Linked DNA regions of Homo sapiens: all the other regions are linked to region 2. Evidence: chromatin contacts called from ENCODE Hi-C data. All regions are on one chromosome and are shown on one strand. Each heading gives the region's core, a stretch centred on a gene start or an enhancer-like site at or near the end of the contact. The rest is flanking DNA. Distances are from core to core; before and after follow the strand shown.

Region 1 (3,013 bases), core at 451-2,950, 6.3 Mb after region 2:
CCAGCCCAAGGAGATGCCTGGGCTGTTGTCTGGGGCTGGAGCCGCCTCAGTGGGAGGTAGTCAGAGTGTCTGAGGTAGAAGACCCCGGGGAAGGAACGCAGGGCGAAGAGCTGGACTTCTCTGAGGATTCCTCGGCCTTCTCGTCGTTTCCTGGCGGGGTGGCCGGAGAGATGGGCAAGAGACCCTCCTTCTCACGTTTCTTTTGCTTCATTCGGCGGTTCTGGAACCAGATCTTCACTTGGGTCTCGTTGAGCTGCAGGGATGCAGCGATCTCCACCCTGCGGGCGCGCGTCAGGTACTTGTTGAAGTGGAACTCCTTCTCCAGTTCCGTGAGCTGCTTGGTAGTGAAGTTGGTGCGCACCGCGTTGGGTTGACCCAGGTAGCCGTACTCTCCAACTTTCCCTGGGGCAAAGTGGGAAGCCATGAGACGGAAATGTAAAAATTTTTAAATCGACTTGAGATTCCCCACACGCTTCATGGCAACACTCAGGTAAAGAAAAGATCAAGAACTCAGCACAAATCGGGCTGTGGAGGGTGAGTGATGAGGTGTAAAGTGTTAACCTGATGTAAACCATTAGCATGGTCAGACCGGTGATTAATGGAGCCTCAAGATATTAACAGAACACTACCGTCACAATAACCACCCCCACATACTTCCTATTTCCCAAATGTATAAAATCCTTGAAAACACACCAATCCCTGAGACTTCTTTGCCCCAACACCTCTGGGCACCCTCTCCATGCACTACAACACTAGTCTGATACAAAAGCCTTTTAAAAAAAAGATCATTATTAATTTCCTTGGAAATTAAGCATACCAGCTCCTTCCAGAATAATCAAGGAGCATCCACCAACCAGCAGGACTGACCTGTTTTGGGAGGGTTTCTTTTGACTTTCATCCAGTCAAAAGTCTGCGCTGGAGAAGATGTCTCCGATGCGGGGGAGCGACAGGCTTCTTGGTGGCTGGCGTGGAGAGGGGACAAGGAGTTATTATACGTAGCCAGGGCCAGGCTCTGGTGCTCCTGTCCATATGAGTGGTGAATGTATTGAGGCGAGCCCACCGCGCCCCCAGCATAACCCTGGTGGTGGTGGTGATGCTGGACCATGGGAGATGAGAGATTTCCAGAGTAAACAGCGGGAGCGCACTGGGGGTACCCACCACTTACGTCTGCTTCCTGATTTAACGCGTAGGGGCTGTAAGGCGCACTGAAGTTCTGTGAGCCATAGCTTGGACCACAACTTGAGTGGGAGTAGGACACCCCCAGGTTCCCGGAAGTCTGGTAGGTAGCCGGCTGGGGGTGGCGATGGTGGTGGTGGTGGTGGTGGTGGGGCGAACCGATCTGCACCCCCCTGCCCACTAGGAAGCGGTCGTCGCCGCCGCAACTGTTGGCGCTGACCGCGCACGACTGGAAAGTTGTAATCCTATGGTCCGAGGGGTAGGCTCGGGCTGAGCAGGTCCCCGAGTCGCCACTGCTAAGTATGGGGTATTCCAGGAAGGAGTTCATTCTTGCATTGTCCATCTGTCACTGAGTGACCTGGTCCTGCGAAGCCCGGCGTGACTGTGCCAACTTTCTCACTTCCTCCATGGGGCCGGAGAAGAAAAATGATATGAATGTACAGTGCGCAAGAGGGGGGGCGGGAGGGCGGAGGACGCTGGAGGAGGGGCACGTGACGGTGTCAGCCAATGGCTGAGCCTCCTGCAAAAGTTTGCCGGCTTCCGCAGTGATGGATCACCGTTTTAGTGGCATTTAAATCCCCGGCGCTCCGCCGTCTAGGTGACGCGCAGTCGCCCCCCCAGGCAGCCTAGGCGGCGGCAGCTGCTGCGGCGACTGCAAAGGCCGATTTGGAGTGCTGGAGCGAAGAAGAGCAAAAGCTGCGTTCTGCGCGCGCCCGACTCCGCTGCCCGCCCCGCCAGGCCTCCGGGAGGTGGGGGCTGGGAGGCGTCCCCCGCTCCCGCCCCCTCCCCACCGTTCAATGAAAGATGAACTGGCGAGAGGTGAGAAGGGAAGAGGGCTCCCGGCTCTCTCGGGGCGGGAATCAGTGGGCCAGAGCTCGCCGGGTGGCCGCAAGTACGCCGGCCCAGCCCGCAGCGCGCCCAGCCGGAAGGCGGGGAATCCGGCTGACACCGCGCCCCGGGTTCCCAGGCCACCTCCTCTGTTCTGAGGCTGGGCTGGGAGACCGTGGGGCTGTGAGGAGCGCATAGAACCGTGGTGGAGGGCGAGGCTGGGCCACCGGCTCTTCAAGCTCGGAATGGAGGGGGAAGAGCGCAGAGGGCTGGCTGGGAGGAACTCGGGTGGGCGTGAAGGAGACGAGGGCAAGAAAAGAAACTTCCCTTCTTCCAGGAGGGTCTTCGAAACCCTCTCCCCACAGCCCCTCTCGTCATTAGCATGGCAATGAGGAGTTTCTGTAATTCGACTTGGAGGGGCGGATGAGCCCTGGAAACTCAGAGCTCGCCGGAAAAGGCCGGGGGCGGCCGGGCTCTTCTTCCCCACCTTCCCTCTCTCGTCGCTCTCCGCCCCTTTCTCTTTCCCACTCAGTTTTGCACCGGGAGCCCTCCGGGATGCGGAGCTACTCGACCGCCGGATTTTTAGGGGTAGGAGGCGGGGGAGAGAGATGACGCTGGCGGACGTGGCCAGCGCGGGGGCCGGGCGGTGCGCTGCAGGCCATCTGCCGGCGCCCTGAGACCCAGGAGCCTCCGCGCTCCCGCGTGGGCCTCACAGGGCCGGTCCACAGCTCCAACATAGTAGCTGAACTCCCTTCGTTGCGTTCCTCTTTTTCTGGAGGGGAATGTTAGAAGAGAGAGAGAGCTTCCTTTTATAACCTTCCTCATTCTGCTGCACGTCTAGAGTGGGTGTGGGGGCTGGCAGGTGGGAGGGGCGGTGGACAAATGGCTGATGGTGGACGGGACACTTTACCCCAACGACACCTCCTCCCCTTTCCAACTGGCTGTGTAGTTGCTTATGAGAACCTTCAAGTCCTTCCCTAGAGAGACACATGCAAATCTGAGCCTCATC
Region 2 (2,862 bases), core at 155-2,654:
CCAGGCGAGCCGCCGCAGCTGAACGAGTCGGACACCAGGGCCGCGGCAGCCGCGGCTGCTGCCGCGGCCGCCGCAGCCGCCGAGGACGAGCCGCCGTTCCTGGAGGCCCCGGACACGCCGAAGCTTGAGAGACTGGAACCCACTACGTTGCAGCTGGCGGAAGAAGAGGACGAGGAGCGTTTCCAGGGGTGGAAGCCTTTGCCGAAGGAAGAAGAGCTGTCCGAGAGGGAGGAGGGAGACGGGCTGGGGCTGCCTATCTTATTACAGGTAGCGGCAAGCATGGCCAGAGGAGTCGATCCCAACCTCGGTTCTTCCTGCGAGGAGGAGAGGAGAAGGAGTGGGGGAGGGGAGGTGGGCAAAGGGCCGGTGGGGGAGGAAAGGAAGAAATGTGCATCAGTCCTTCGGTAGCCTCCAAAGCGCCCCACTGCACCCCATCTCTCGCTGCGGCGCGCCGCCACCAACTCACCTGGCACCCCCAACAGCCCCGGCGCCCGGCCGCTTCCTACTCTACAGGAGGGGACAAGTTTGGCTGCCGGCGTCTGATTCGGGAGCAAGCACCACGCTAAAGAAGAGTTTGACAAGTATTCTCACCTAAAACAACACTCTCTTGCACACAAAGCCCCAGACACTTCGTAACAAACAAGCAAAAAGTCCAGATTGGAGAGGAAGGAAGTTTTCTTTGCCGAGAAGCCTGGGGGAAAACCATTGGATTGCTTTTAAGAGCGCTTCCCTGTAATCCGGAGAGCTTTGAAAAACCTGTTCGGGTCCCCAGAAACCCATCCTGGGTTGTTTCTCCCAGGCCAAAAGAAATCAAACTGTAGGGCTCACTCTTTCTTCCTGCTTTTCTTTCTTTCTTTTTTTAAAAGCATATCTACAGTAGTAAAAACGAGACGAGTTCAACGTACCTGCGAGACAAGGCGGGCTGCAGAATTTTTTTTTAAGGGTTAGGGGAAGAATCTGCACTTTGCCCAGAAGGAAAAACTTGCTCTCTTTACCCCCGAAATCGGTGCCTGTAAAATGGGCTGGACGCAGGTCTCCCGGGCAGGGAGCAGCGAGGCGCTGCGCGGTGGCTTGTCTAAATGCCCTTCGAACCTTTTCCTGCGCTGAAAAAAAGTGACTCTGCCCCCTTCTCCCCCTTTTTCTTTTCTCCAAACTCACTTGTATTTAAAGAAAAAAAAAAAAAGCTCTCAATAGAGAGACTGATAGCCCGTGGCCTGGCCGGGGCGACTTTAACCCCCTCCAATCGGCAATAAAAGGAAACTAATTAAACCAGCAAGAGAAAATCCTGAGACTCACCCCTAGAAGTGAAGTTGCCATCACACAAAAGTGCCCTCCTCCTCTCAGAGGATCTTTTTTATATTGATAAATCAGAGGCAGTGTTTTTTTTAGAGGTGTGCAATACAATGATCAGTTCCGCCCATTCCACCACAATTGTAGCTCCCTCTCCGGCTTTGAAGTGCCGCGGAGGCGCGGCCAGCCAATCTGCGGCCTCGCCGGGCCGCGCGGCGCGCGCGCCGTGAGGTCATCGGCGCCGCCGCCTGCCGCCGTGGTGGAAGGGGGAGTGGGAGCGGAGGGGGCGGGGGCGGCTGCGTGTGTTACAAAGCGCAAAGCGCGCGCTCGCGTGTATGAGTGTGTGTGTAACAATGTAACTGTGTGCGAGTGTGACCAGGCGTAGGAGAGGACAGTGCGGAGACTGGAGGGAGGGGGGATGGGGGTGTGACACCGTAACAGTGACAGTGTGGTAAAGGCGGGGAGTGGAGAGAGTGCAGAAAAGGGAGGGTTGTGTGATAAGATAACTGCGTGTGCGACAAAGCGGGGTAGAGGGACAGAGCAGTTAAGTGTTGGGAAGGGTGTGAGTGTACGGTAGTGTAACTGACAAACCTAGGGAGGGAAGAGGGACTCAACTGGGTGGGGGGTGAGTGTGTTTGGTGTTGGGGGAGAAGGAGGGCTGTGAACATGTGTATTTGTGCGACAGAGAAGAGGGAAGGGTGTGTGTGGGCGCTTGTGTTGTGTGCGCGCACCAAAGCTGGTAGTGGGGAATGGGAACAATGCAATAAAGTGTGTGTTTGTAAGAGAGAGACTGTCGAGCTGAAGAGAGAAACCGACTAAGTTGATGGAGGCTGAGTGAATAAATATTCACAAACGCTGCCCCTGTCGCCAACTTCCTTTGGCTCCTTGTACCTAAAATCTTGAGTGATTTTTTTTTCTTAACTTGGTAAACAGCGTCACTACATTTTTGAAGAAGATCTTTAAACCCACCTTTTCTTTCCCGGCTCTCCAACGAAATAGTAGAAAGGTTGAGAGGCTAAGGGTTATTTTTAGGGATGCGTTGGGACGTGGATGCGCGCCTGCGCGCCCATGAGTTGTTTCTTTGATGCCGTGGCTTTTTTTTTTTTTTTTTTTTTTTTTTTCCCTGAGGTGGAATTCTGCTTTAGAAGTGCACGTCTCACTCTAGGGGAGGAGGTGTGTGTGTCCCGTGGTGTTGAGTAAATTTCAATACAAAAGGATTAGATAGAGAAGAGAGTAAGCGAGGGTCGTTTTTTCTTTGGGTAAGAAATTGAAGAGCGTTTTACGGAATTTAGAAATTTTCACAGAAAACCTCACTGCCTCTTTCTGAGAAAAGAATCAGGACTTTGATCGAAATATATGGGTTCTATTTATCTAAGAATAGAGAGGAGCTTTTGACAAATCTTGGACATTTATCCAGGCGTCAGTGTCTAATGGCGATTGGGCCAGAGATCTGTCTATGAGTGTGTGTGCATGTTAATAGATACACTTAGTTCAAATTCGGTGGGGTTTAGTCATTTGCTTGCCATTTGTGTTATTAGTTGCCTTCAGAAATGCCATTACAATTTCACTGCC
Region 3 (3,237 bases), core at 565-3,064, 8.8 Mb after region 2:
TCTAAAAGTAATCCCGAGAAATATATAAAAATGCATGACTTCCAAATACCCTGTGCTGTGCATATCATAGAAATTCAAAGAATCCCAAACTAAAAAGTAAATCATATATTCATATTTTTATCTTTCACAAATTGAAATACTCTCTAAAAATTTTTTCTACTAATTCTATATTGCAAATTATTTGAGTTAGGCAGTATGTCTTTCACTACTTTTTTTTTTTTTTTTTTTTTTTACAGACAGAGTCTCACTCTGTCACCCAGGCTGGAGTGCAGTGGCCGGATCTCAGCTCACTGCCACCTCCACCTCCCAGGTTCAAATGATTCTTGTGCCTCAGCCTCCCCAATAGCTGGGAATACAGGCGTGCACCACTACACCCACCTTGTTTTTTATTATTATTTTTAAGTAGAGACAAGGTTTTGTCATGTTGGCCAGGCTGGTCTCAAACTCCTGGTCTCATGTGATCCACCCGCCTCGGCCTCCAAAGCGCTAGGGTTACAGGCTTGAGCCATCTTGCCCGGCTGTCTTTCACTGCTTTTATACTGCAAACAGTTTTCACAACAGAGATGCTCAGTTGCTCCACACCCAGTCCTTCAGGGGAGTTATGCTTGCATATGAGCTCAAGGAACATCAAAATCGTTTTTTGAAACAAGAGCATCCTGGAAGATGAAGCAAGCTGCACCTCTGCCTTCATTAGTGAAAATGCCCTGTGCCAATATCTTTATGTCAAATGAATAAAAAGTACTCTTGGCCGGGCGCTGTGGCTCACGCCTGTAATCCCAGCACTTTGGGAGGGAGGCCGAGACGGGCGTATCACGAGGTCAGGAGATCGAGACTATCCTGGCTAACACGGGGAACCCCGTCTCTACTGAAAATACAAAAAATTAGCCGGGCGCAGTGGCGGGCGCCTGTAGTCCCAGCTACTCGGGAGGCTGAGGCAGGAGAATGGCGTGAACCCGGGAGGCGGAGCTTGCCGTGAGCCGAGATCGCGCCACTGCAGTCCAGCCTCGGCGACTGAGCGAGACTCCGTCTCAAAAAAAAAAAAAAAAAAAAAGTACTCTTATGTGACCAGGAGTGCAATCCCCGGTTCACTTCCTGCAGTGGCTCAGGGCTGGATTTACACTGCCCTCGTTGGGTGGCTGTCCATGGACTTCCAGGCCTGAAAGAAGGAAATTCACATCCTCACTGAGTCGTGTTAAGAGTCTCAGACTGGCAGGTTGTGGTGGTTAAGACCGTAGAAGCTAGAGTCAGGCCCCCTGGGTTCCAACCCTGCTCTGCCACGTACCAGACAGGCAAACCTGAGCAACCATTTTCCCGTGCTAGGGTTTCCTCGCCTGTCGAGTGAGAATAATAATAATAACAATACCTACCTCCTAGGGTTGCTGTGAGAAATAAATGACAATCCACAGAAAGCGCCTGCAACGGCGCCTGGCTGGCAAACAGCGGACTTGTTAATTACAGCCTTTCAACTAAGGGCGCCTGAAACTCGCAAACATTTTGCTCGGGTGTGGATTCGCTCCCGTTAGTTACAAACTTGGGATCCCGGGACCCGGAAAGCAAGGGGGAAAAATAAATCGCGATGGGGCCAAGGGACAGCTGCTGCGGCAACTTTTACCCAGCGGAGCCCACCTACAGCCTCAGCCTCCGGGTCTCAGGTCTCCGCCGTTTCTTCTCAAGGAGTCGGTCGGGGGAGCGGCACTGCACAGCTTTTCTCCAATCAGACACCTCAAGGCTGGCGCCTGATCCAATCTCCTCCCCTGGAGGGTGGGAACGCGAAGTTCCTACCTGCACCTGTGGCAGCGGTGACCGCCTCCTGGGTTATTTTCTTTTCTCCCCCAGCTGCCCCAGGGTTCTGGTTTCCCGAATCACTTGGCAAATAACCAGCAGGTGGGCAGATGTCTTTTTTGCGTTCCTACGGACGCGTAGGCAAGTTCGATGCGCCGGAGTGAACAGCCAGGGTCCCATCTCTCAGCCGGCTCCCGGGCGGTGCTAGCAGGGAAGAGGGACGCGCCGGCGAATGAAACACTACTAGCCCGGAAAGCCGCCCTGGACCTTCCACCCGGGCAGCGAGTCTGGCGGCCCCTCGCCGCCGCCCCCTCCGACCAGAACAGACTGCGCTGCGAGCCCCGGGCTTCCGCCGCAGCGCGCAGCAATTGGAGGTGCCAGAGGAGACCAGCAGCAGCACTTGATTTAGCTGGGCTGCGGGAATTCCGACCTGTACACTTTCCAGAAGCCTGATCTCTCCAAGTCCGCGCCCAGGGACTCGAGCCCCGGCTTCCAGGTTGACCCGAGCGCGCCCCCTTCGTGCTCTCGGCCGCGTTCACCGCGCGAGGCCTCCGGGTCCTGTTAAGCCCGAGCAGGTGAGCGACTGGGGGTGGTTCGGCGTCCGCCGAGACAGAGCCTGGCCCCGGGGGTCACCCTGGGGTGCTGCCTGGTACCTCCCAGGTACCCGCCTCCCGGAGCCCTAAGAGAGGCTGAAAACCACGGACGCTCCAGGACTCCGTTTTCTGTACTTTTGAGTAATTTGCCATCTTTTCCTTGCGCAATTCGTACAAAGCCCTTCCGTGCTCACAAAGTTGATGATTGTGAAGAAGAAAATGTAGGTTAGAGGAGAGGAAGCAGCATCAGGACACCTTACCACCACTGTTAGTAAATGACTTGGGGGTACGGGTTGCTTTTCCGATCTGCAAAGTAGGAGGGAATGGGATGTTTGCAGACGCAGTTGCTAATTGTGCCTGAGGGCGTGGGTGCCTTTTGTACCGAAAGAACTTTTGGCCGTTTTTTCTTGTATTGTTTTCAAGTCGCTGCCCGAGTGTGTCCTCAGGGCATCCTGGGGAGGAGCCGGTGTTGCGGTTTCGGGGCGCAGCCGAGGCCGCCCCGCCGCCTCCCGTAGGCGATCAGACTTCCTCTCCCTGGCGGTTCCGGGAGGAGAACCTCCTACAACAAACACCGCCGAAGTTTCCCTCTCCAGCGCGATCGCCAATCCCAGGAGCGCCCGGCGCGTGGGCTGGGAAGGAGCCGAGCGGAAACCTGGAAGTGAGCCGCGGCGCAGGCGAATCCTGCCGTTGCTGGTGGCAGCGCCCAAGAGACCCCGCACAGAAAGTGGGCTGGGAGTCTCGCTTGCTGTACCCGCACCTAAGTGCTCAGAAGCGGCCTTTCGCTCTGCAGAGGGGGGGTCTTAGAAGCTTGGGGAAGAAGCACATTGTTTCGGAGTTCCTTGTTGCGTTCTTTCTCCTTGGG

The links. Hi-C counts contacts between places; a loop is a spot of excess contacts on that map. Pooled maps may share reads with other maps.
Region 1: a pooled map shows a loop between it and region 2 (12-fold over the local background). The contact joins the promoter of HOTAIRM1 here to the promoter of SP8 in region 2. A Hi-C loop is called at or near these places in 7 of 50 pooled maps.
Region 3: a map with no recorded cell type shows a loop between it and region 2 (10-fold over the local background). The contact joins the promoter of PRR15 here to the promoter of SP8 in region 2. A Hi-C loop is called at or near these places in 2 of 37 single-sample maps with no recorded cell type and 2 of 50 pooled maps.

What each region holds. Positions count from the first base shown.
Region 1 is chr7:27,094,394-27,097,406 of GRCh38, forward strand. It overlaps HOTAIRM1 (HOXA transcript antisense RNA, myeloid-specific 1), which reads left to right and starts at 1,701. Exons shown (of 2, transcript NR_038367.1): 1 at 1,701-1,995. HOXA1 (homeobox A1) reads right to left here and starts at 1,607. Exons shown (of 2, transcript NM_005522.5): 1 at 868-1,607; 2 at 1-402. The coding sequence starts at 1,519. The coding sequence ends at 47. RefSeq lists enhancers at 1-194, 195-695, 1,577-1,871, 1,997-2,569 and a silencer at 1,924-2,093.
Region 2 is chr7:20,785,482-20,788,343 of GRCh38, forward strand. SP8 (Sp8 transcription factor) reads right to left here and starts at 1,405. Exons shown (of 2, transcript NM_182700.6): 1 at 1,297-1,405; 2 at 1-314. The coding sequence starts at 1,317.
Region 3 is chr7:29,562,021-29,565,257 of GRCh38, forward strand. PRR15 (proline rich 15) reads left to right here and starts at 1,815. Exons shown (of 2, transcript NM_175887.3): 1 at 1,815-2,357. It overlaps PRR15-DT (PRR15 divergent transcript), which reads right to left and starts at 1,671. Exons shown (of 2, transcript NR_183550.1): 1 at 1,368-1,671.